3 separate regions of the Mus musculus genome follow, and all the other regions are linked to region 1. Evidence: chromatin loops called from intact Hi-C (ENCODE). Cell type or tissue: left cerebral cortex. All regions are shown on one strand. Each heading gives the region's core, and the rest is flanking DNA. Links, peaks and the distances in the headings are about the cores only.

Region 1 (7,793 bases), core at 1,692-6,691:
CAGTCCATTTTTTGCACACTCCAGCTAAATATCTTCCGGGTGCTGGGCACCACTCCAAGTACAGGCTAGGAATGGAGTGGACCCTGAGCCAAGCTCTCAAAGGTCCCATAGCACAGCACAGAGAGCATGTGTAGAAAGATGTCAGAAACCGGGTGAAGTGGAGCGGAAGGTGCTGGTGACCTCCAGAGTAACAAAGGATGTGCGTGCACCTGCCACAGAAGGATGGACAGGGATCAGGCGTGCGGAGAAATGGAAGCAGATGACATGGACCTCGGCCGGATTTCGGCAGGATGTGAATATGACATGACGGGCCTGCTCTCATAAGCGTCAAGCTCAGGTCTGATGGACATAATTACATGCTGCTTTGTTGCACCACACCTGACCACTTCACACAACAGTGTTCATTCAAATCTCAAGCCCAGCAGCCCCTCTTTAAGCACTGCTCCAATGAATTCTGTCTCCAAGAGGAGGACATGTGAGTTGTACCCTGGGCAGATGACTCATTACCTCTGACCCCTATCAGCTATGAAATGGAAAGGATCATGCCCAAGACTTACTTGGGGCTGGGACCTGCCAAGTTCACTGCCATCACTGTCATGGGAGCTCACGATTCTAAGTAATCATATTTGTATTCTGAGAGGTGTGGTGGAGCGGTGGAAAAGGGCGGCGCTTTCACCCCCAGAAGACAGTCTACCTCAGCTAGGCACTGTAACATAGGCTGGCCCTGAGACCTAGCCTGTGCACAGCCCTGGATAGGATGGGGAAGAATTAATGCAGGATAATGAAAACCTAGAGGGGAAGCGCAAAACAAAGATGGAGAAAGATGTAGGGGAACCAAGAATGGCTGGGGAGGATGATAGGAGAGGAAGCTTTTGACTGGGTGGGTGTGCTGAGAGGTGATGTGGGGTCCGGCAAGAAACACGGACATCTTGACATGTGTGTCTTCAACTTCCTTCCAAAGGAAAGTAAACATGTTTTAGATTCACAAAGTATGTGTGTCATCCTCTTGAGTGTAAAATAATTGGTATTGGGCATTTCCCAGTGACAATGTCCAGTGGCAAGGCAAATGCCAGACCCGTGTTTGGGTTCTCTCTGTAACAGTATGCTGTCTGGAAAGGCTGACCTCCTTATCTCAGGATTGGTGGTTTTAATTGCTTAAGGCACCTTTCAAATGAAGGAAAACGGAGTGTGTGTATATAAAGCCTTCGACTGACTGGGATATCTCCTCACTGTATCTGTATGCATTTAAAACAATGAAATATAGAAAACTTCATGTATGTATGAAGTTCTAATAATACATAAGAAAACGAAATCCAACTGTGTATCCTTTTTCTGTAAAAATCAGCCCAGAATCTCCTGAAGATAGAGGAGCCAGAGGAAATAAGAGCTGTGTCATTGACCAAGCCTCTGGCACGCCTATACAGATGGACATTTGTCACACACCTCTGCTCCAGAGAAGCCGCCTTCACCCAGGGGCAGATAAGCAGAGCACTAGATTTCCTTACCACCTTTAAATTTAACAATGCCCTTTCTATATTATCTTACTTTTAACTGTTCTGTCAAGAATTGATTCTCTTCCCCCACGCGATACTCACCAAACCTACCACCTTTCATTGCTGGTTCTCTCGAGGGCCAGAGGCAGAGAGCTCTGGGGCCTGCTCTTTAAGCACACAGTGCCAAGGTTCAGACCATGTTTATCGGGGTTGCTGCCTCTGCTAGTTTCCTTTTAGAGCATAGTACTTCTTGTTAAACATCCAAAAGCAATGGCAGTAAGCACCCAATAGCTAGAAAAGCAACCTAAAAGCAAACTTTAAAGAAATAAACCGCCTGCCCGATTTGATACCTTCAAAACATAGCTACTGTTGCCGAGAGTTGGCCATGTGCCAGTGTTGTGCTGCCTGTTCTTTGCTGGTGTTTTGTTTTGTTTTATTCTGTTTGGTTGAGACAAGCTCTCTCGGTGGAGTCCAGTCTGGCTCAGAACTCTCTGTTTCACGGGCTGGCCTCAAACTCACAATCCCCCTGCCTCAGTACTCATGTACCCGCAATGCTAGGATTATAGGCATGGGCCATCACATGCAGTCCATCCTTGCATTCAATCCTCCCCAGCACCCTGAGGCATCCAGTGCTTCCGCTTTCCACATGGGAGGGTTGGGCTGAGATGGGTCCTGGTCCTGATGGGAGCGTTTGCCAGTGCCTTGACTCTTTTCTGAACGTTGGATCCAAAGCCAGGGAGAACAGTGGTAAGCCCTCTGCAGAACCATGTCTGGTCTCAGGGGACACACTCTGTCTCAGCCATGACCCTTGCAGCTTCTGGACCATCCCCCTTGCATTGGCATGGTAGCCTCAAGCCTTTCTCCCTCACTTATGGTGACTATGTGTTCTCCCCATTGCCCTCCTAACAACACTTTGCTAGTCCTTCACCCAGCATCTCCATGAAGAATTAATGGGCATCTTCTGCTCCAAACTACGGCTCTAAGGAAACATAGTGATGAACCAAAGAGTTTATTTCTTTGTAGGTCATTTTCAGCACTCATGGGTGCAGACAGAATATAAGTAAATACTACCCTGCAACTTATTTTGAAATTCAATGACCTCTAGGATTTAAACCTTCTACATCCACCTTAGGGTGTAATGTGGTAGACACTTAACACTGATGGAATGCTCCAAGCCCTAAGCAAGTATTCTAGTCCATAAATGGTGCTACAGCCTGTCCTCCAGAGTCTAGGCAGGTGTAAGCAGCCCCTTCAAACCCTTAGCAAGGCTGTGACTCACTAAGTAGAGAAGCAGAGTCCCCACCACCACCCCACCTGCCCTCATGCCTTAGAGGACCTAAGGGGTCGGGAAAAATGAAAATAACCATGGCAGTAGTGTGTACAAGGCTCATGGTAAGAGCTTTTACCTTGCACTCTACTGACTAAGGTCATTCTGCTACTGCCACTCCCTCTCACGACCCTCCGTGAGAAAACAGAAGCACACGATAGTTTGCCAATGTTACCAAGCTCAGGCAGGACCTCAACTACTTGTCCCCAGAGTCCATGCCAAAACCTCTCTGCACCGTCTCTGGAGGCCCACTTCCCTGTAAATGCTCACTCATCCCTGATAGCCACATGGAGGGGCTTTTCATTCCAGTGGCCCGCTGACTGATCTGACTCAGCCCAGCTCTGTTGTAAGTCCCTGGGCTCTGTGTGTCCACTATGTGCTGCAGTCGCCCTTACCTGGCTGAACCAGTGAGTACCAGGGTTGCTGTAGTCCTGGGCAGCGCTTGCTGAGTTCAGAGATGCTACTTTTTATGTAAAAGAAGATTGACATGGATGAAGAGTCTACAGACAGGCAAAGGACAGCCTCAATTGTATATGACTGTCCTGTGGCTATTGCTGCCACCTCCTCCTCCTCTTCCTCCTCTTCTTCCTCCTCCTCCTCCTCTTCCTCCTCTTCCTCTTCCTCCTCTTCTTCCTCTTCCTCCCCCCCTCCTAACCAGTTCTGTCCACCAGTGTGACACAGCAGGTGTGTGTTCTGAGTGTAAGGAGCCCAGCACACTGCTGCCTCTTTCTCAGAATGCCTTTTAAGTCCAAGCTTGTACCTGAGTATGACCAGAGAAAGTCCATTGTCCTTCCCATTCATTTCCACTATTTTTGTGTTGTCTTCAGCCCCAGGCTCCCAGCTATTCATATTTTCTTGAATTGTGCTGTCACCCCATTGTTGTCACTAGAGACTAACTTTTGCTTCAGTGACACAGCTCTTCCATAAAGAGCCTTAAGAAACCTGTCAGGCCTCACTCACTGCATTCTTGACTCCAGCCAGCAGAGGGCTCTGCTCACCATAGTCTCTCCCTGGACTCAAGCACTCAGGCAGGGCAGGGCATCTGAAATTGCTGCAGCTCCATTGCTGCAGCTCCAGAGAAGAGCCACAAATTACAGACCGGCTGTTAACACTCTTCCTGGAAGGAGTGCCCGTGACCTCGGCTTGCTTTCCACCAGGCAGAAGTAGTCAGACCACAGCCAAGTTCATGGTTTGTTATACATACACACAGCATCCTGTGTGCCTGAAAGACAAAACGGAATATTTGAAAATGGCCTTTATAAATCCAAAAGTGTCATGTTCTATCATGAACTGTAATTCGCAAGCCATTTTCCTGCTCTTGGGTAGAAGCAGCAAGCTATGAGATTTAGAACTTACATTTGGATGGTTTTATGACATCACTCCAAGTAACAGTTGGTTGTCTGGACCTGAGATACCTAGTGTACGCAGTCCCCCCACCTCTCTCTTGCATAGATATGCACGCACACACCCACACACAGTCTGCTGCCAGTCCCTATAGCAGCTGCTCCATCCTCACACTGCCTGGTTCTGTCTTACAGTGAAGCGACTGTAAATCAGACATCCTGTCACATCACTGCAGGGTCCTGACCACCTCTGTGGGAGCTTCCTGTTTCCCAGTGAAGAATGTATAAGAAGAGCATCTGTCTTCTAAGGCAGCCAGTCACAGCTGCACACATGCTAAACACATCCATGCACTCACAGCCGATCACCTGTTCGCCCTGCGGCGATGGAAGATCAGACGCTAAAGCTCCGCTGCGGGATGCAACCAAAAATACCTGTGTCCTCGGCTTTGCATGTTTTTCCGTTGAGCTTGTCATCTTAGGCACCAGCCTCCTCCCTACCCAGCCATCAACTCTTCGTCTGTCACAGAGAATGTCTTTTGCACCCAACACCTAAAATGCCAACCGTCCCCTCTGCACAGCCAAACATCAGCATTCACACCCTTATGACATTTGTGCTGCTCTTAGTGCAGTGGTGGTGTTTCCCAACTATAAAATGTCTTCCGTTACTCCAAGTCAAAGGAATATGGTGGTGTAGACATTGAATTATCGTGTACTTTCAACAAAGTAAAATGTTAGTTGTCTTGGATCATTGTGTTTAGCTAAAACATAATGACTGAAAAGACTAGCCGAAGTTAAGTTGAAACTACAAAGTAGATCCCTACTGGGGTATGATGAAAAGAAGGGAAGGGCTAGGCTCATGCCAACCAGCCAAGAAGCGATGAGGAACAGGAGCCTCCAAGCTCAGACATGGCTCAGAGATGCTGGGTACCACGAGGCTCAAACAGTGCAGTGGAGAGAGAGGCCAAGAGGAAACAGCCTCAGCTGTAGTTCAGCGAAGAAATGTGTTTACTTGTGGGTGTATGGGGAGTAACAGCTACCCCGCAGAAGGAGAGCTAGCACAGGCAGGAACTGAGCGGTACCACAGCATGTCTGGGACTTCAGAGGTTCTAATTCCGGGACTGCCTGTGGTAACTGTAGTCCCTTTGAAAGTCACCGCACGCACCTTCCAAGACTGTGAGGCTCTGTAAATCGGAGTCGCATAAGCTATTCTGTGCCTCGTAAGGAAGTCACGAAAGTGAAGTAAGATGTATAAAACTGCCCAGGACAGGGACTGCCAGTAGTTAGGCTTTGTAAAATGTGTCCTAAAGAGTCGTAGATTTCAGGTGCTGAGGATTTGGGGATGAGGTCCCAGGACTACAAACTGACTGGGCCAGGGCTCACTGCAATGGAGAGCTGATGAGAATCAAGCATGAAGCACAGTTGGCCTGGGAAGTGACATCGGTTCCTTTGTAACAAGGTTGAGGATGCTGACTATAGACAACACAGGGAGCCTTGAACACATTGTGCTGGTCACAAAAGGACAAAACACTGTATGGTTGTACACATGCCAGGTACCCAGAGTACTCAGGCTCATAGAGATACAGCACAGATTGACAGGGGCTTGGGGTGGGAGGGTGGGAAGTTCTTGTTTTATGAATAGAGAGTTTCGGTTTTTGCAAACTTTGTCTCTTCAGACAGTGCTAATGGCTACATAATAGTGGGATGTACTTACTGCAATGAATCAACTGCACACTGTGGCCGCTCCCCTAGCCCCGAACTGGGGTTTAATACAGGACATCTACATGCTAGAGAAGCCCTCAACCCTTAAGCTAAGGCATTTTAAGAGAGCTAATTTCAGTGTTTAAAAGGCATTCTGTATGAGGTGTATGGTCCCAGTGTGCTGTGCCGTGTGGATGTCAGATGTGAACAGTAAGGAAAAGGGCATACAGAAAGATATGAGAAACCCTGTGATAGCTTCAGACTTTAAATCTTTACCAATTCCTGGCAAACAAAAATTATTATTCTTTTTTTTTTTTTTTTTGAGACAGGGTTTCTCTGTGTAGCCTTGGCTGTCCTGGAACTCACTCTGTAGACCAGGCTGGCCTCGAACTCAGAAATTTGCCTGTCTCTGCCTCCCAAGTGCTGGGATTAAAAAAAATTATATTTATAGTGAACAACATTGTGCTGTTCTGTTTGAAATGTGGGTACTTACGAAGTGATTACATTAGACTGGCATAGCCATTCACTTCTCATAGGCAGATTTAATTTGGAATCTGTGCTAGCAGCAATTTTCAAGTGTGCAGCACATTATTATTCACTATAGACCCTGTCTTGTACAGTGATCTCTTAAACTCTTCCTCCCACCCATGTGTCTATCTATGCTATGTTTTGACCAACTTTTAGAATCCTCCCATTTACAATATTCCTTAGTAAATCTAAAACTGTTCCTTAAAGGCTATTTTTTTAAGATTTATTTATCTTTATGCACATTTGGTGTTTTGCCTGTGTGCATGTCTGTGTGAGGGTGTCAGACCCTCTGGAACAGGAGTTACAGACAAGTGTGAGCTGCCACGTGGGTGCTGGGAATTGAACCTGGGCCTTCCAGAAGAGCAGCCAGTGCTCTCACACATCAACCCATCTCTCCAGCCCCTAAAGGTTATATTTTAAAGATTCAGGAAATGAAAAGAGCTGGGTAGAGTAAGAAATGGCTGGCATTGCTGAAAAGACCTTAGTTAACATGAAAACGGGTTACACATGTGGAAGGAAGAGAGGGGCTTCAAAACTGGGATGACTGGTCACAGTGATGGGCTCATGGTGCCTACCAACCTGGCTGGAAAAGGGCCAGGTCACCCAGCGAGAGTGTGTCCCACTCTTCTCACTCTGCCCATGTAGCAGGAAGCCACAGAGCAGACACACTGAGCGGTCCTGTGCCTCCTGTGCCATGGGAGAGCTACTCCACCCACATGCTTGCACACTATTAGAGCAGAGCAGGACACTGACAGGGAGAGATGGACATAATGCATAGCACAGAGCATGAGGTGCAGGCTATAGGTGGTCTGCTGCAGACCCACTGTGCAGGCTGCAGGCTAGGTGGTCTGCTGTAGACCCAGTATGCAGGCTATAGGCAAGGTGGTCTGCTGCAGACCCAATGTGCAGGCTATAGGCAAGGTGGTCTGCTGCAGACCCAATGTGCAGGCTGCAGGCCAGGTGGTCTGGTGCAGACCCAATGTGCAGGCTGTAGATTAGGTGGTCTGCTGCAGACCCACTGTGCAGGCTGCAGGCCAGGAGGTCCACTGCAGACCCAGTGTGCAGGCTGCAGGCTAGGTGGTCTGGTGCAGATGCAAAATTTCAGGATTCAACTTGCCAAGTATTGATAGAGCAAGCCAACCAGCTGTCAGTTTTATAGGATTGTGTATCTTAAATCTCATCTTGTTATTGTCCCTAAAAATCCTTAGAAAGTCTTGGTGAAACAGATTCAAATACAACACATTTTTACCACCCACAAAATTCTGGTTTGGGTATATTTGCATGTTGCTTTAATTATCATAATAACTAATATTATTGTCACAATAGCATAAAGAGCAAATAAAGTCACATGAGTAATAATGACAATAGAAGAAATCAAACTATGATTGTCCTGTCATAGTTATG
Region 2 (7,793 bases), core at 1,105-6,104, 190 kb after region 1:
GGAGGCCCGGCGCAGCTCAACAAAGACAGGCCTGGAACCTCCGTCTTCTCGGCCACGTGGCCAGGGCCTGCCTCCGATCAATGCCGGGACGTACCTGCGCTTGTGTCCGAGGCAGCAGCACGGCTGGGCAGTGGGGACCGGCTCGGGTGGATCGGCCTGCAGAGGGAAAGGGCGGTGGTCAGGGTGCCCGGGTCGGACGGCACAGAGGACTTTGTGTCTCGCGCAGCCCCGGGCTGGACACTGCCGCCCGCCCCGCGGGCCGCTGAGAACTGCTCTACCCCTCCGTTCTGGCCGCCGGGAGCAGCTGAGCTCGGGGCGGGCAAAGCTCGAGGGGACACGGGGACATCCTGACACCCTCCCACGAGGACACTCACCACCAAGGCCGGGACCGAAAGACCGAGCCGCTGCGCGCTGCGTTAATACAGCCATCCGGGAGAGGGGCGGAGCTGCCCCCCCCCCCCGAGACCTGCAACCAATCAGAGGGCCGCTTGGAGGGGGCAGAACAGGAAAAGGAGAGCAGCCAATCGTCAGAAGGATTGTAGGCGTGGCTGGTATGGGAAGCCAATCGTCGGGACGTTTCGGACCCGGTAGGGTGGGGCCGTTGACTTCCAGCAGCAGGTTCTCCACCCACTGCGGTGTTGGAAGCGTTGAGGCTGTGCTCAGTGGAAACCTTCCTTTCCTGAAGCTATGCCGGTGCTAGGTGTGTTCCGACTTAGATCCCTTCTTGTTCAGCTAGTTCACTCCCAGGGCCCCTCCTTAACCCTGAGAGGAGCTGCCTTTTTCTGTGTTCCTGGAGAGTAATATCAAGGAGAAATGTTGCTGGAGATGTGAGGCAGTTAGTTCTCAACAGAGCTCTACCACAGAGCTACCTCCTCAGCCCGTACCATTAATTTTGAGTCAGAGTCTCTCTTAGGTGCCCACACTGCTTTCTAACTTACTGTGTAGCTAGTTCAGGGTATTCATCAAACTTGTTATCCTCAGTGCTACGTGCTAGGATTGCTGGCATGCATGCCACTCTCCACCTAGGCTATACCTTTGTCTTGTTTTTAGTGGTCCTGGGTTAAAAGTAGAGCCTGGCGTCTCAGATCCCAAACCCTTTTATTACTTTGAAACTAGGTCTCACTAAATTTCCCAGACAAGACTGGAACTTTCCGTCCTTCTGCCTCAGCTTCCTGAGTAGAAGGGACGACAAATTTTCACCACCAGGCCTGGATATGTGCTTAACTTATTTTAATGAGAATTTCCACGGTCTGAGATGATTTTATTGGCAAGGTTTTTAAAATAATAATAATAATAATAATAATAATAATAAAATTATTTTTTTAATTTGAAGAAATTAAATTTCCAAACTTATATTAAAACTAAAAATGTTCAAAGAGCCACGTGCCTGCGTTCTTCTCTCGGCTAAAAGCCAGCCATTCATTCCAGACCTGGCGCATCTATCGTCTTGGTCTGTTGGGGGAGGGGGGGTATTTTAAAGCAAATCTCAAGCTTGGTTTGTTTCACCTCTTAATATTTCAGTATTTATTTCAAAAGAAAAGAGGCCATCTTGCCTGAGGACAATGCCAATGTGATTGCTAGAATAAACAGCCGCTCCAAGTTCACAGCAAGACTATTCTGATACAATGTTACTTTACAATGAGTTCGTTTGAATAAGGACTCTAAGTCTATTCATCATGCTCGCCTGTGTTTCTTTACAGCCACTTTTAGTCTAGATAAAAAAAATGATGACCTGCTTTGTCAACTTGCTTTGACTTTTTAGATAACTTTTTGAGATTGAACCCAAGTGTTATAGGTCACCCTTTTAAGTGTACAAATCGGTGTTTTTAAATATTCCTCAAGGTTTTATAATCATCTCCATTGTCTACTCCCAGATCATTTTGCAGTCAGCGTCTTATTGGAAAAAGAAGCCCCATGGGGCTGGAGAGATGGCTCAGCAGTTAAGAGCACTTGCTTCTCTTGCGGTTCCTCGCACCCACTACCTGCAACGCCAGGCTCCAGCTCCACAGTCCCCTTTGGACAACAACAAGTTCACACAAACACACACACATAACAGTAAATAATAATACATTTTTTTTTTAAATTGGAAACCGTCTCTTCTAGATTTTTTGTAGGCATGGAATCACACATGTGACCTTTTTTGTTGTTGTTATTTTGAGATAGGGTTTCTCTGTGTAATCCTGACTGTCCTGAAACTTGCTTTTTAGACCAGGCTGTCCTTGAACTCACAGAGATCCTTCTGCCTTGGCCTCCTGAGTGCTGAGATTAAAGGCGTGCCCCCACCACTGCCAGGTCATACTTGGTTCTTTTAAAACTAGATTTTCTTCATTTGAAACTTGCTTTTAAGCTTTTTTCATGTTGTGTCATGCAACATGTCTTATAAGGAACAGCAATCTGTTTAGCCATTCTTCCGACTTTGTGTAGTCTGTTATCTGGATCCTGTAGTCCTGGGTAACTTTGAATCCCTCGAATGTAGCCACAGCTAGCCTTGACCCCCTGATCTTCCTGCTTGCAGGGATTACAGGCAGACACAGACAACCACACTCTAGTTTTTAACTCTAGAGACCAGACCATTCCTCAGAAGTTTGCCTCTTATAGGGTTTGACTGATTATTTATTTATTTATGCTGTTATTATTTTTGTTTTTCACATAAACTTGAGAGAAATGTCATGTTCTTGAAGGTTTGACTGTTAAACTTTAGTGCAAGAAATGAATCCCCTGGTCTACTTGCTAGAGGTCCAGAGTTCCAGGCTGCCGGGCGGTGGTGGCGCACGCCTTTAATCCCAGCACTTGGGAGGCAGAGACAGGTGGATTTCTGAGTTCGAGGCCAGCCTGGTCTACAAAGTGAGTTCCAGGACAGCCAAGACTACAGAGAAACCCTGTCTCGAAAAACCAAAAACAATGCCGGGCATGGTGGCGCACGCCTTTAATCCCAGTACTTGGGAGGCAGAGGCAGGCAGATTTCTGAGTTCAAGGCTAGCCTGGTCTACAGAGTGAGTTCCAGGACAGCCAGGGCTATACAGAGAAACCCTGTCTCAAAAAAACAAAAACACAAAAACAAAAACAAAACAAACAAACAAACAAAAAAAACCAAACAGAGTTCCAGACCATATTACCAGACAGTGGTTAAACAGGAAAAAAAAAAAAGATTTATTTTTATTTTTTATGTGGGGGCATTTTGCCTGCTTGTCAGTCTGTGTACCATGAGTGTGCCTGATGGCCAGGAGGCCAGAGAGGGTATCAGATTACCAGATGGCTGCTGGGTGGCACCTTGGGTTTTCTAGAAGAGCAAACAGTACTCTTAAGTGCTGAGCCATTTCTCAAGTCCTGGAGAGTGACTTTAAATGCTCTCTGGGGGAGCCTGGTACTCTGCATCTTTAACACACCAGTTGCTCGGTTCTCAAATACTGAACATAGTTTGGACACTTATAAAAACACTATTTAAAAAAATTCCTAAGTGTCCCTAAATTTTGACTCTAGCAGAACTTAGCATTACATAGGAAATGCCAAACAAACATCTGTCCGGTCTCTAATACTTTTAAAACATAAATTTGCGAATACCACTTTTAGAATTACTACAAAAGGGCCTAAGCTCGGAGGTAAAGCTGGGCTTTGAAAGAATGCTGGCCAGGAGAATTCTGTGTGGTGTTTATTAACCTCCCTGCTCTGAGCCAAGTTAGCTTTATAGGTGATGAAAGCCAGAGGGCCTCTAATAACTAATCTATTGTACATGTCTTTTAGCATTGACCTCTATATTTACAAATGCAGTCTGATTAGTTAGATAAGGGAAATTGATTTTATTGGGAAGGGGGAGAGCTACAGTGGACTTGTGGGTGTCAGACAGGGCAACTCTGGGGAGTTGGCTCTCCTCTTCCACTTTGGGGTTCAGGGACCTAAGTCGGCTCACCAGGCTTGGCTATAAAAGCGTGTGCTTGCTAACTAGGCCTTTCTCTCCAGCGCAACTGTGAGGAACCTGAAATACTGACTCTGATACCACTTTGGTTTTGTTCTTGTTTTGATTTTTAGGTTTATTTATTTATTTATTTATTTAGTATATAGCAGGCCAGAAGAGGGCACCAAATCTGATTATAGGTGGTTCTTTTAGGGGGCTGTAGTGGGTTGAATGAGAATGGCTGCCATAGACCCTTGTTTGAATGCTTGATCACCAGTTGGTAGAACTGTTTGGGAAGGATTAGGAGGTGTGGCCTTGTTGGAGGAGGTGTGTCACTGAGGGCTTTGTGGTTTTGAGGTCCCAGAAGCCCACAAAATTCCCCTGGACTGTTTCTTTGCCTTGTGCTTGTTGTCTCAACACTAGCTTTCAGTTATTTCTCCAGTGTCATGCATGTGTACTTACCGGCAAGCTGCCTTCCATGACGGCTGAACCGTGAGCTTCCAAATTAAATGCTTTCTTTTATAAGTTGCATTGGCCATGGTGTCTTGTTGCAGCCATAGAAAAGTAACTAAGACAGGATCTTTAAGAAAACAAGATATGAAAATTCTTGCTAGTGTATGCAATGGTGTCAGCATTTGGGGGCTGATTATGAGATGGATCCCTGGGTATGGCAGTCTCTAGATGGTCCATCCTTTCGTCTCAGCTCCAAACTGTGTCTCTGTAACTCCTTCCATGGGTGTTTTGTTCCCAATTCTAAGAAGGGGCAAAGTGTCCACACTTTGGTCTTTGTTCTTCTTGAGTTTCATGTGTTTTGCAAATCGTATCTTATATCTTGGGTATTATAAGTTTCTGAGCTAATATCCACTTAACAGTGAGTATATATCATGTGAGTTCTTTTGTGATTGGGTTACCTCAGTCAGGATGATGCCCTCCAGATCATCCATTTGCCTAGGAATTTCATAAATTCATTCTTTTTAATAACTGAGTAGTACTCCATTGTGTAAATGTACCACATTATCTGTGTCCATTCCTCTGTTGAGGGGCATCTGGGTTCTTTCCAGCTTCTGGCTATTATAAATAAGGCTGCTATGAACATAGTGGAGCATGTGTCCTTGTTACTGGTTGGAACATCTTCTGGATATATGCCGGGACACCATTGCATACACTAGCAAGATTTTGCTGAAAGGACCCTGATATAGCTGTCTCTTGTGAGGCTATGCCGGGGCCTAGCAAAACACAGAAGTGGATGCTCACAGTCAGCTATTGGATGGATCACAGGGCCCCCAATGGAGGAGCTAGAAAAAGTACCCAAGGAGCTAAAGGGATCTGCAACCCTATAGATGGAACAACAATATGAATTAACCAGTACCCCCGGAGCTCGTGTCTCTAGCTGCATATGTATCAGAAGATGGCCTAGTCGGTCATTAGTGGAAAGAGAGGCCCATTGGTCTTGCAAACTTTATCTGCCTCAGTACAGGGGAACGCCAGGGCCAAGAAGTGGGAGTGGGTAGGTAGGGGAGTGGGGGGGGGGTATGGGGGACTTTTGGGATAGCATTGGAAATGTAAATGAAGAAAATACCTAATAAAAAATAATAATAATAATAAAAAAAAGAAAATAAGACATGGATCCTAGGAAAAAGGAAAATAACAACAACTGTCTGAAGGAGGTTTATACCAAGTCCCTGAAAGGGAATCGCTAATCCTAAGCAATGACTTCCATTCCTCCTTGGCTCTCCTGACCTCATTAGCCTGATGTGGATGGAGAGTGGGGTTATGCAGTAGTATAACTAAAACAGCTTCTAATCTTTGAAAACGCCATGCATCCCTCTAAGTAAGAGAATATAACAAGCCTCAGCAAATATCAATATTTTTGCCAATTCTGTTTCATCTGGTACCCACCTCATCTTCACTCCAGTTTTTGCAAAACTCCCTGAATTTGAAGATCTCAGTTGTCTTTAATTTTTTCCTTTAGTTTTGAGTTTCATACATGTATATAGTAAAATACTATATTTATTGCTATTGTCCCTTCTAATTTCCCCGCAACAGCCTCAAGAAGTTCTTCCAACTTCATGTCTAAAAAACAAAACAAACCAACCAAACAAACAAACAGACTTCACTAAGAGCAATTAGTGTTGTCCACGGGTGTGGGGCCATCGGCTGCAGCATGAGAATCCTACCAGTGGGCATATCCCTCTCTAAGCACTGTCATTGGCCAAAGATTCCTCAGAAGGGGTGGGGCCTGGAGAGCACCTACCTATCGCCTCTATTTGGGGATTCAAATTTGTCTTTTATAGTGACTTTCTTTGAGCTAAAATATAAACTAAAAGCCAGACATGGTGGTGCATGCCTTTAATCCCAGTACTTGGGAAGTAGAGGCAGGTGGATTGCTATGAGTTTGAAGACCGTCTGGTCTACGTTGGGAGTTCCAGGCCAGCCAGGGCTATACATAGTGAGATCCTGCCTCAAAACAATAAGAGAGGGGGAAGAGAGGGGGAGTGAAAAGACGAGAAAGGGGAGGGAGAGAGAGAAGGAGAAGGGAGAGGAGGGAGAGGAGAGGGACAGGGAGAAACTCTAAACAAGACAGTATAGCATCTGGTATGCGCGCGCTTAAGTCTCTTATAGCATCTGTCTGTCCTTATTCAGTTCCTGATCTGTTATGGAAATTGGATGGTCCTGCAAAATGACCTTTGACCCATACTTGTTTTACAGTTTCTTCTGCTATTTCTTTGTTGATCATGTTTTCCTATTTCCTAGCTTAATGAGAATAAGATTGAATTTTGGGGCAATAAGACTTCTGCTTCTTAGTACCTCCTGTCACATGGTTCTTTGAGACAAGTGGACCCACATTCTCTAGGCCTCCTTAGTGGGCTCAGAATATCTATCTAATCCCTGCAGTGGATTCTCATCACTCCTGTGTTTGCTTTGCATTTTTTCCTTCCTTCCTTCCTTCCTTCCTTCCTTCCTTCCTTCCTTCCTTCCTTCCTTCCTTCCTTCCTTCCTTCCTTCCCTCCCTCCCTCCCCCCCCCCCCTCCCTCCCTCCCTCCCTCCCTCCCTCCCTCCCTCTCTCTCTCTCTTTCTTTCTTTCTTTCTTTCTTTCTTTCTTTCTTTCTTTCTTTCTTACTTTCGACAGAATTCAGGTAACCCAAGGTGGCCTCAAACTCACCTTGTAGCCTTGAATTCAGGATCTTCCTGTCTCCACTTCTACCAAGTGCCGGGATTACAGGCATTAACCACTATGCCTGGTTTCCTTTTCCACTTTTTAAGTAAATATCCATTTCTGTTTTTGTTTTTTGTTTTTTGTTTTTTTTTGAGACAAGGTTTCTCTGTATAGCCCTGGCTGTCCTGGAACTCACTTTGTAGACCAGGTTGGCCTCAAACTCAGAAATCTGCCTGCCTCTGCCTCCTGAGTGCTGGGATTAAAGGCATGCTCCACCATGCCGGGCTTCTGTTTATTCTTTACACATTTTATGTAATCAGTAGCTGTGAAATAGTTATTTATTTATTTTGCAGTGCCGTGGATCAAGCTCATAGTCTTGTACAAGTCTCTACTTGCCTCCTTAGCCACTGTTTTTCTTTCTTTTTTTTTCTTTTTAAGATTCATCAACCCTTTTGCACTAGTGGCCGGGCCTCTCTAGAGGGAAGAGCGTTCTCTCAAACGGTTTGGTTCCGTAGAAAACAGTTTATATAGGAATAGCAGCCCAGATTCTTTTTTCTTGCCCATTATGAAGTTTAGCAGGAAAACTTTTAATTATGATGAGGTAAATTCTGAATTGCTGGGGCTGGTGAGATGGTTCAGTGGTTAAAAGCACTGACTGCACTTCTGAAGATCCTGAGTTCAAATTCCAGCAACCACATGGTGGCTCACAACCATCTGTAACGAGATCTGACGCCCTCTTCTGGG
Region 3 (7,793 bases), core at 1,105-6,104, 520 kb after region 1:
GTAACACCCCAGTTGATGTGAGCTGTGAATATAATTGTAATTTTAAAAGCCTGGTCAACTGCCTAGAGTAAACCAAATGTATAATTATATTTATTTTTATTTTTTCTTTATTATTTTTTTTTTACTTATTGACTTTACATCCTGCTCACTGCTCCCCTCTTGGCTACCCCCTCCCATAACCCTTCCCCCATCCCCATCCCCTTCTCTTCTGAGCAGGTAGGGTCCCCCTGAGTATCCTCCCACCCTGGCACATTAAGTCTCTGTGAGGCTAGGTGTATCCTTTCCCACTGAGGCCAGACAAAGCAGCCCTATAGAAGAACATATCCTACCTACAGGCACCAGCTTTTGGGGTAGCCCCCACTCTAGTTGCTTGGGACCTACATGAGTACCAAGCTGAACTAATCAATCCCTTACAGTATTATTGATACTCTGTTGTGCTTGCAAACAGGAGTCTAGCATGGCTGCTCTCTGAGAGGCTCCACCCAGCAGCGGACTCAACCAGAGCAGATACCCACAGCCAAACAGTGGGTGGAGCCTGGGGACTCTTATGGAAGAATAGGAGGAAGGATTGTGGCCCCTAAGGGGATAGGAACTCCACAGGAAGACCAACAGAGTCAAACACCTTTTAATCCCAAGATTAATTTATGATCAATAAAAATTACAGCAATGCTTCTATTTTTTTAATGTATGAATGGATACCATAAAGAATGATTTTAAAATATAGACTTGGCAAAAGTGCCTTATTAAGTAAAAATAGCATAAAATATTCTCCTTGTCCAAGTATGAGGGGGGAGATTTGGATTCTCAGCTCCAGTCAGATCTAGATTTATGGGATCCCCTCTGTGGCCCATCAAACCGTGTGGCTCATTAGATTCTGTACACCTGTCAGTATGCAGGGCCCAGGCCCGCCAGCTTAGGTCAGAGCTTGGCCTGGATGTATTCATTTCTAGGTTTTTATCTGATTCCAGATACTTTTACATGAAACCGTAAGTCTCTCCTCTGCACAATCTAGTTTACAGATTTCAATCATGGTTTCGGTTTTTGTCTGTGAAACACTTGTGTATTTATAACTCAAGCCCAGACATGTTACACTGTCACCCCTCTTCTGGTTAACATGTCTTCTTGGATGTCCCCAGAGAAACTTATCAAACCTAATGTAAAATGGAACTCTCCACCTTTCTAACTCTGAACTCATTAGCTGGCTCACATGCTGGATCCTCTACTGTGGTGTCTATTGTTTGGTAGATCACTGTCTCATTGTCTGAGCCACCACCACACACATACACACACAAGCACACATACACGCACACACATGCATGCACTGGGGTGTGTGTGTGTGTGTGTGTGTGTGTGTGTGTGTGTGTTTGAGACAAAGTAGCTTCACTATATAGCCCAATATAGCCTGGCTACCCTGGCACTCAATATGTAGAACAAGCTGGCCTGGAACTCCCAGAGACCTTCCTTCTGAGTGCTGGGGTTAAATGTATGTATCACCATGTTGTGTGCCCTCCTGTCATGGGGTCTTTGTCTTAAATGAACTCCTTCCTTCTCAAGCTAATCAATGCTGGTTCATGTTTCAGTTAAAGCGCCAATATCAGTCTCTATGGCCCCCTCTGGTAGGAATTGAAGTGAGGGTCACCTCAATAGACTCCCCATATCCTCTCCCATCCCAGGTCTCCAGCTAGTCACCAGAGATACCTGATATTCACGTACCTGCCAACCAGAGACTTGGAGGGGGCGGGGCTGTCTTCAGCAACTAGCTCAGGGCCTATTTCATAATAGGTGCTCAATAAAAATACGATGAAATCCTTCTCAAGCTTCTACAAGAAAATTAAATGGAATAGAAAATAAACCGGTGGGACCGTCTCATGTGAGAAGAGCAACCTTCGGAAAGAGAAAGCTTGTGTAGCCTGTGCGTAGCAGTGTGCCTTTGTGGTCTCCATGTTATATATGTGAAGTGGCAATCTCAGGCAATGTCAGACACTGAATGCTGAATACCCTTCATTCTCCGAAGGAAAGCAAATTCTAAACGCATCTTGCACTTTGTCAGCATGCAGGGAAATGATGTTGCTGCCAGTGTAAGGAGCAACAATGATATCAGCAAGATTGCCAGGGCTGAAGAAGCCAAAACATGGTCCTGTTTTAACCCAGCAGCCTCCAACCCACATCCCACCCAGCAGGAGGCCAAACCTTTAGCAAGGAAAGACATAGTTTTTTTTTTTTTTTCCAAAAGAAGGACATAGCTCTAAAGCCCATGTGCTTAAGCAAGACCACCCAAGGGTCTAAGATATTTCTTCTTCTCAGTAGACCACTGATTCTCAACCTGTGGGTCATGGCCCCTTTGGGGGGGTCACATGTCAGATACACTGCATATTTACATTACAATTCATAACAGTAGTAAAATTACAGTCATAAAGTAGCAAGGAAAATAATGTTAAGGCTGGGGTCACCACAACATGAAGTATATTAAAGGGTCACCGCGTTAGGAAGGTTGAGAACCACAGCTGTAGAAGAAGTTTTGCTTGATGAGTGAGTGCTTCTGGGACACACAAAGCCAGCTCTTGAGTTTCTGCTTCAAGCTCCAATTGTTACCAGAGAGGAACCTTGAAACGTGGCTGTGACAACTGGACACTGAAGAAGGATGGAGCACAGAAACGCTTAATTGGAACAGCATTGACTTTGTCTGCAGCAAGTATCCTTTGTGATGTTGCCCTGCATTAAAAAAATTTTTTTAATCCCCTCTTGGGTTTCATGCTTTCTGAACGAATGCTTGGAGAATAAGAATACTAGAGGAATTTCTCCAGAAACCCTGAGTGGGAAGCTTCAACACAGTGGCCAGTTGTGCTGACAGGGAATTCTAGCCAGATGGGTGGGGTGGGTGCAGGGCAGAGACAGGACTGCAGGCTCAGCAAAGCACAATGAGAACATTTGGGAAGTGTTTTCCATGAATAGAACACCCCCCCCCCTCCAACGCAGGGCCAATTGAACGGTGGAGCTCTGCTGACATCTAGTGCACAAACCCATGGAGCCTCGCTGAAACGAAGCATCTCAGGCTTAGGGATGGATGCGAGGGAGAGAAACCACAGCATGGAAAACCCTATGCGGTATCTCATTCACTTTTGCATCATTACCCTAAGAGGACGTCAGAGAAACTCATCCATTGTGTTTCATACAGGGGGAAACTGAGGATTGGAGAAAGAAATGTTGTGATTCTCAAAATGATGTATAAGAAGTGCTAGAAGAGACCACTTGAAGAAAGAAGGATTTTTTTTTTTTTTTTTTTGCTCATGTGATATGAAAGGTATGGCAGTGTCACAGCCTGCGGTTGGGGCAGTGGGAGCATGGGCTGCTGGTGACATCACCTGAGCAGTCTAGGACACAGAAGAGATTCAGTCATAACTACAAGCTTATGCCATAGGGCTCCCCCACTGTGTCCACTTCCTCCAACAAGGCCCTGCCTCTTAAAAGTCCCCAAATCTCCTAAAATAGCACAGCTAGCTGGGTATTCAAATCTATGATCCTGTGTGTGTGTGTGTGTGTGTGTGTGTGTGTGTGTGTGTGTGTGTGTGTGTGTTTGTATTTGTGTGTGTGAACCAAGTACTCAAATATATGATCCTGTGTGTGTGTTTCTGTGTGGTATGTATGAGTGTGTGTGTGTTGTGGTATGTGTATGTGTGTATGTGGCAGAAGGGGGCTAGAGGGAGAGAGGAGGAGAGGGAAAGGGAGAGGGAGAGAGGGAGAGAGGGAGAGAGGGAGAGAGGGAGAGAGGGAGAGAGAGAGGGAGAGAGGGAGAGAGGGAGAGAGAGGGAGAGAGAGGGAGAGAGGGAGAGAGGGAGAGAGGGAGAGAGAGGGAGAGAGAGGGAGAGAGGGAGAGAGGGAGAGAGGGAGAGAGGGAGAGAGGGAGAGAGGGAGAGAGAGGGAGAGAGGGAGAGAGACCTAACACCTAATAAGGGTAGAACCAAGCTGAACTGTGATCATTTCCCTCTAGTCTACATCTAGTTGGGTGAACTCAGCTGCTCACCCAACTCCAGCTTCAAAGAAAGACATCCTGCTTGGTGGCTATGAGGTCTTTTTTTTTCTCACCCATGAAGAGGTAGCCTTATGGAAACTGGGGCTGAGTCTCCTCTTTGGATAAGTTCCTAACCTGGCCTCTAAAACCACAAATTTAAAACAGCTAGTTCTCCAGGGAGTTCAAACATAGTTGGAAATGAATACAAGAGGGGGAAAACTGTAAACTCAGGAAGAATTTAAAAAGTCCCAGGCAACAAAGTCCTAAGCTAATCACACAGGCACACAAAGGGAGAGAAGGAGAGAGGAAGGGAGGGGAGGAGTCTGACCTGTAGCTAAGTGAACAGATAGATGATGTTGGTGATAAAGATGGCACAGCTAGAGACAGACATAGATAGAGGCAGGCATAGATAGAGACAGGCATAGATAGAGGCAGACAGACATAGAGACAGACAGAGACAGAGACAGGCATAGGTAAAGACAGACATAGGTAGAAACAGAGAGACATAGAGACAGACAAACAGAGAGACAGACAGGCATAGAAACAGACAGACATGGAGACAGACAAACATAGATAGAGACAGACGTAGATAACTGAAAACAAACATGCAAAAGGGTGTCTTGGAGCCCACCGCTATCCCCTGTACCTTTCCCGGATGGCAGCCATCAGCTGATATGTATTCACCTAGTGGCAGAATGAAGACCTTGGCAAGAGTCATCTGCTTGCCCTCAGGTCTCTGAGGACTTTATCTGAGGACAGCTGTTCACCCCATGGCAGAGTTCTGACCCATTTCTTACCCTTTCAAATGACTTTTAAAAGTTTAGATTCTTAGCTGAGGTGTTATAAAATCACTTTATTTTGCGTAAAATTTAATATCAAGCAGCAAAAACTAATTTTTAATAGAACAGAATGTTTAGGATAAACTCTATCTTCTTTGCTTGTCAGGGGCAATGTTGGTTTATCTTGTGGGTTTTCTAAGAGCTCGTTTACTATCAGAAACTATGTATGGTAAAGACACCATCTCAGATTTTTAAACTGTAGCTTAAAGAGCAAAGACAGTAAGACTTATTCTTCCTCTGACCCATAATCAGCATTAAACTCTCTATTATTAAAGTTGTTTTAAATCACTCATTTGAAAGTCAGATGCATTTGTGCTGAGTTCACTGGAACATCATCAACCAAAAAAAAAAAAACAAAAAACAAAAAAAAAAACAAAACCCAAAACCCCCAAAACAGCTCCAAAAAATGATTCCAGAAAATCCCAAATCAGAGGGAAATGAGTAAATGTTCACTTCCCTGGGCACTAAGTTTCAATATTTGTTGAATTCAATGTTGACATGTATTTTATTGGATTCTTAATAGCAAGAAAAAGCTTTATAACAGGGAAATCATGACAACTTACTGGAAAAAAATGTAACTATTTGTTCAACCAGAAAATTGCTGTAATTTACTGAACTCCTATCCAACCTAGGGTTTATTTTCATATCATGTTATATCTTGTCAAAAGAAAGATGCTAACTAGAAGCTTCTGGGGAGTGTATTAGGGCATCTTTCTTTGAGCAAGAAAAACAATAGAAAAGGACATCTACAAATTGTCTGTTTGAGGAACGTTAGTGCTCTGTGCTTGTAAATAAACATTCTAACAGCATCAGTAGGAACAGGGTAGCAGCTCTACTTTCCCGGGCCATCATTGACCATCGGGCAGAGGTCATCAGTCTCAGGAAAGAAGAGAAAAGAGGTGAGCAAGGGATTGTAAACTCTCTCATATGGCTGAAGAACTGGTAAGAATAGCTGAGTGACAGTGGGGGTGATGAAGCACATGGCAGCATTCTGAAGAGATCCATCTCCCATCATCCCAGCCAACTGTATGAGATAGAAATGGAGGTAGGCATCCGAAATTGGAGACTGAAATCTCCCCACACTCAAAATAAAGGCAATTAACTCAGCCTTCCAAAAAACGCAGAGCTGAATGGGGCCTCTGCAAGCTGCATTCAACTCCAGAGTTTAGGTTTAGTGTGCCTGACTCAGAACATCTGAGTTGCAAGTCAACTTTGCATTTCTTGGTGATGGATATATGTGCTTATGTGCATGGGAGTGCACAGATTTACATATCTTTTCCAGTTCGCTTATACAAAGATGAGTCAGATGAACAAATCGAAACACCAGCAAGAACCACAATCTTTCTGTTTGGTTGGTCACGTACAAGTGAGTGACAGGTACAGCCAGGACCCTGAATTTTGGAGAAGCTAACAACACCCCTTCTCCTAGATCCTCTTCACCCCGAATTCTTCTCAAGCACTTGCTCAGAACCCGCTCCCGCCTTTGCCTTGCTTTATCATCTAACCGTAGTATTTGCAACTCTTCTGGGGAGGACAGCCTTAGACCACTTTGTTGACTAATGCAGACCCCCAAAACCTATCCTCCTGAGGCAGACAGCCCTTGAGTGGTGGCTTTTCAGGGGTAGGAATGTGAAAAGGTTTTGGGTGACTTTGAGAGATGATTTACTCCAGAACTCTACTGTGGGGTTGATTACACTAAGGCTCCCTTCTGACAGGCTGTCCCCACTGCCGTCCTTAGCCTCCTCCACCTCTATCCGGTTGTCCTGCTTTCCTGCCACCTCCCAACCCTCCATTGATAACCCACACACAATTCCTTCTCTCAGGATTCTTCTGGAGCCTCTCTTGTCTCCATTCTTTTTCTTTAACATGTGAATAATAATGTTCAGTTCACACAGGGCTGTGGTCACTGGATCAGTGTGCACAGGGAAAGAGCTTACTTAGAACCATCATTGGCAACCACTGATATGTGCGTTGGGGCTAAAATGATTCCCTTGTGATGTTAATATGAGAAATAAATATAAAACCATTGTATCTTTCAGCAAGGTCTTATTTTCGGGTAGAAAAGCATAGGATTTAAAGTTTGTATAGGTCGTGTCTATTATATACACACCATATACAATATGAGATATGTATATGTTATACACACACATACTTACTCTCAAATTATTCATATACAACATGTCTTTAGGATGAAATGAGACCTCAATAACAAACCTAATCTAAACGGTGTGTGTGTGTGTGTGTGTGTGTGTGTGTGTGTAGGTGACAAAACCACTAGACCATGTGGCACAGACCCCTTAGCCATCCCAAAGAAAGACGGCAGTTGATTCAGCTGCAGCCCATCTGTCACGTGCATGGCCATGGTAAACTTGACTCTCATGGTTCATTTGTTTGCTCCATGCTGATTTGGCCCAAATTTCCGGTCTTTCCTGCAGTAACATGCCACTCCTTCCACATTGTCGACAGCAGCAGCAGCAGCAGCATCTTGGTAATCCCTCGAGGCCACATGCTTAAAATCATTTATTTCCAAGATCATATCCCCAGACCAATATATCACATTTTTGACCGTTTTTTTTTTCTTTGAAAGACCTGAAAGATCTTCTTCCCTCTAGTGCTGTCACTGTCATCTACTCCCTGGAGCTTCCTGTTTAGAGATCCTGGCTACGGACTTGCTCTTGGACTGCCTTGCCTCCTCCGTCTTCAAATCATTTGTTGGTAGAGTATTCTTCAACATACTTCAACACCTTTCCCTCCTTGCCAGCACATGTTACTCAGATTATTTAAGGCGCAAGCTCACAGCACCGGCCACGTGTTAGGTATCGTCCTAAGTGCTTTACAAACTTCAACGTTTGTTAAAGGCAGACACCATCGTTACTCCAGTCTTGCAGATGAAGAATCAGAGCTGGATAACATATCTAATGGGATGGGCTTAGTAAATAGAAGAG

What was found. Hi-C counts contacts between places; a loop is a spot of excess contacts. Peaks named below come from ENCODE experiments on the same cell type or tissue, not always from the same donor. Only the 100,000 strongest peaks of a DNase experiment are listed, where the experiment ranks them.
Region 2: a loop joins it to region 1, with 3 times the contacts of the local background. A loop is called at or near these places in 14 of 42 quality-filtered maps.
Region 3: it touches region 1 in a loop (7-fold over the local background); 15 of 42 quality-filtered maps call a loop at or near these places.

Annotation. Positions count from the first base shown.
Region 1 is chr5:74,273,960-74,281,752 of GRCm38, reverse strand. All of the region lies in intron 5 of Scfd2 (Sec1 family domain containing 2), which reads left to right. Among named protein-coding and RNA genes, the nearest start is that of Gm32064, 39 kb to the left of the region's middle. In left cerebral cortex, for the core only: a CTCF peak has its summit at 3,805 (motif pointing right); DNase peaks (open chromatin) are centred at 3,807 and 4,286; H3K27ac peaks cover 623 bases.
Region 2 is chr5:74,085,721-74,093,513 of GRCm38, reverse strand. Dancr (differentiation antagonizing non-protein coding RNA) reads right to left here and starts at 454. Exons shown (of 1, transcript NR_145133.1): 1 at 1-454. In left cerebral cortex, for the core only: a CTCF peak has its summit at 4,059 (motif pointing right); no DNase peak of the experiment used is centred there.
Region 3 is chr5:73,757,064-73,764,856 of GRCm38, reverse strand. No RefSeq gene overlaps it. Among named protein-coding and RNA genes, the nearest start is that of Gm34960, 44 kb to the left of the region's middle. In left cerebral cortex, for the core only: CTCF peaks have their summits at 2,809 and 3,017 (motif pointing left); DNase peaks (open chromatin) are centred at 2,900 and 6,051; H3K27ac peaks cover 1,113 bases.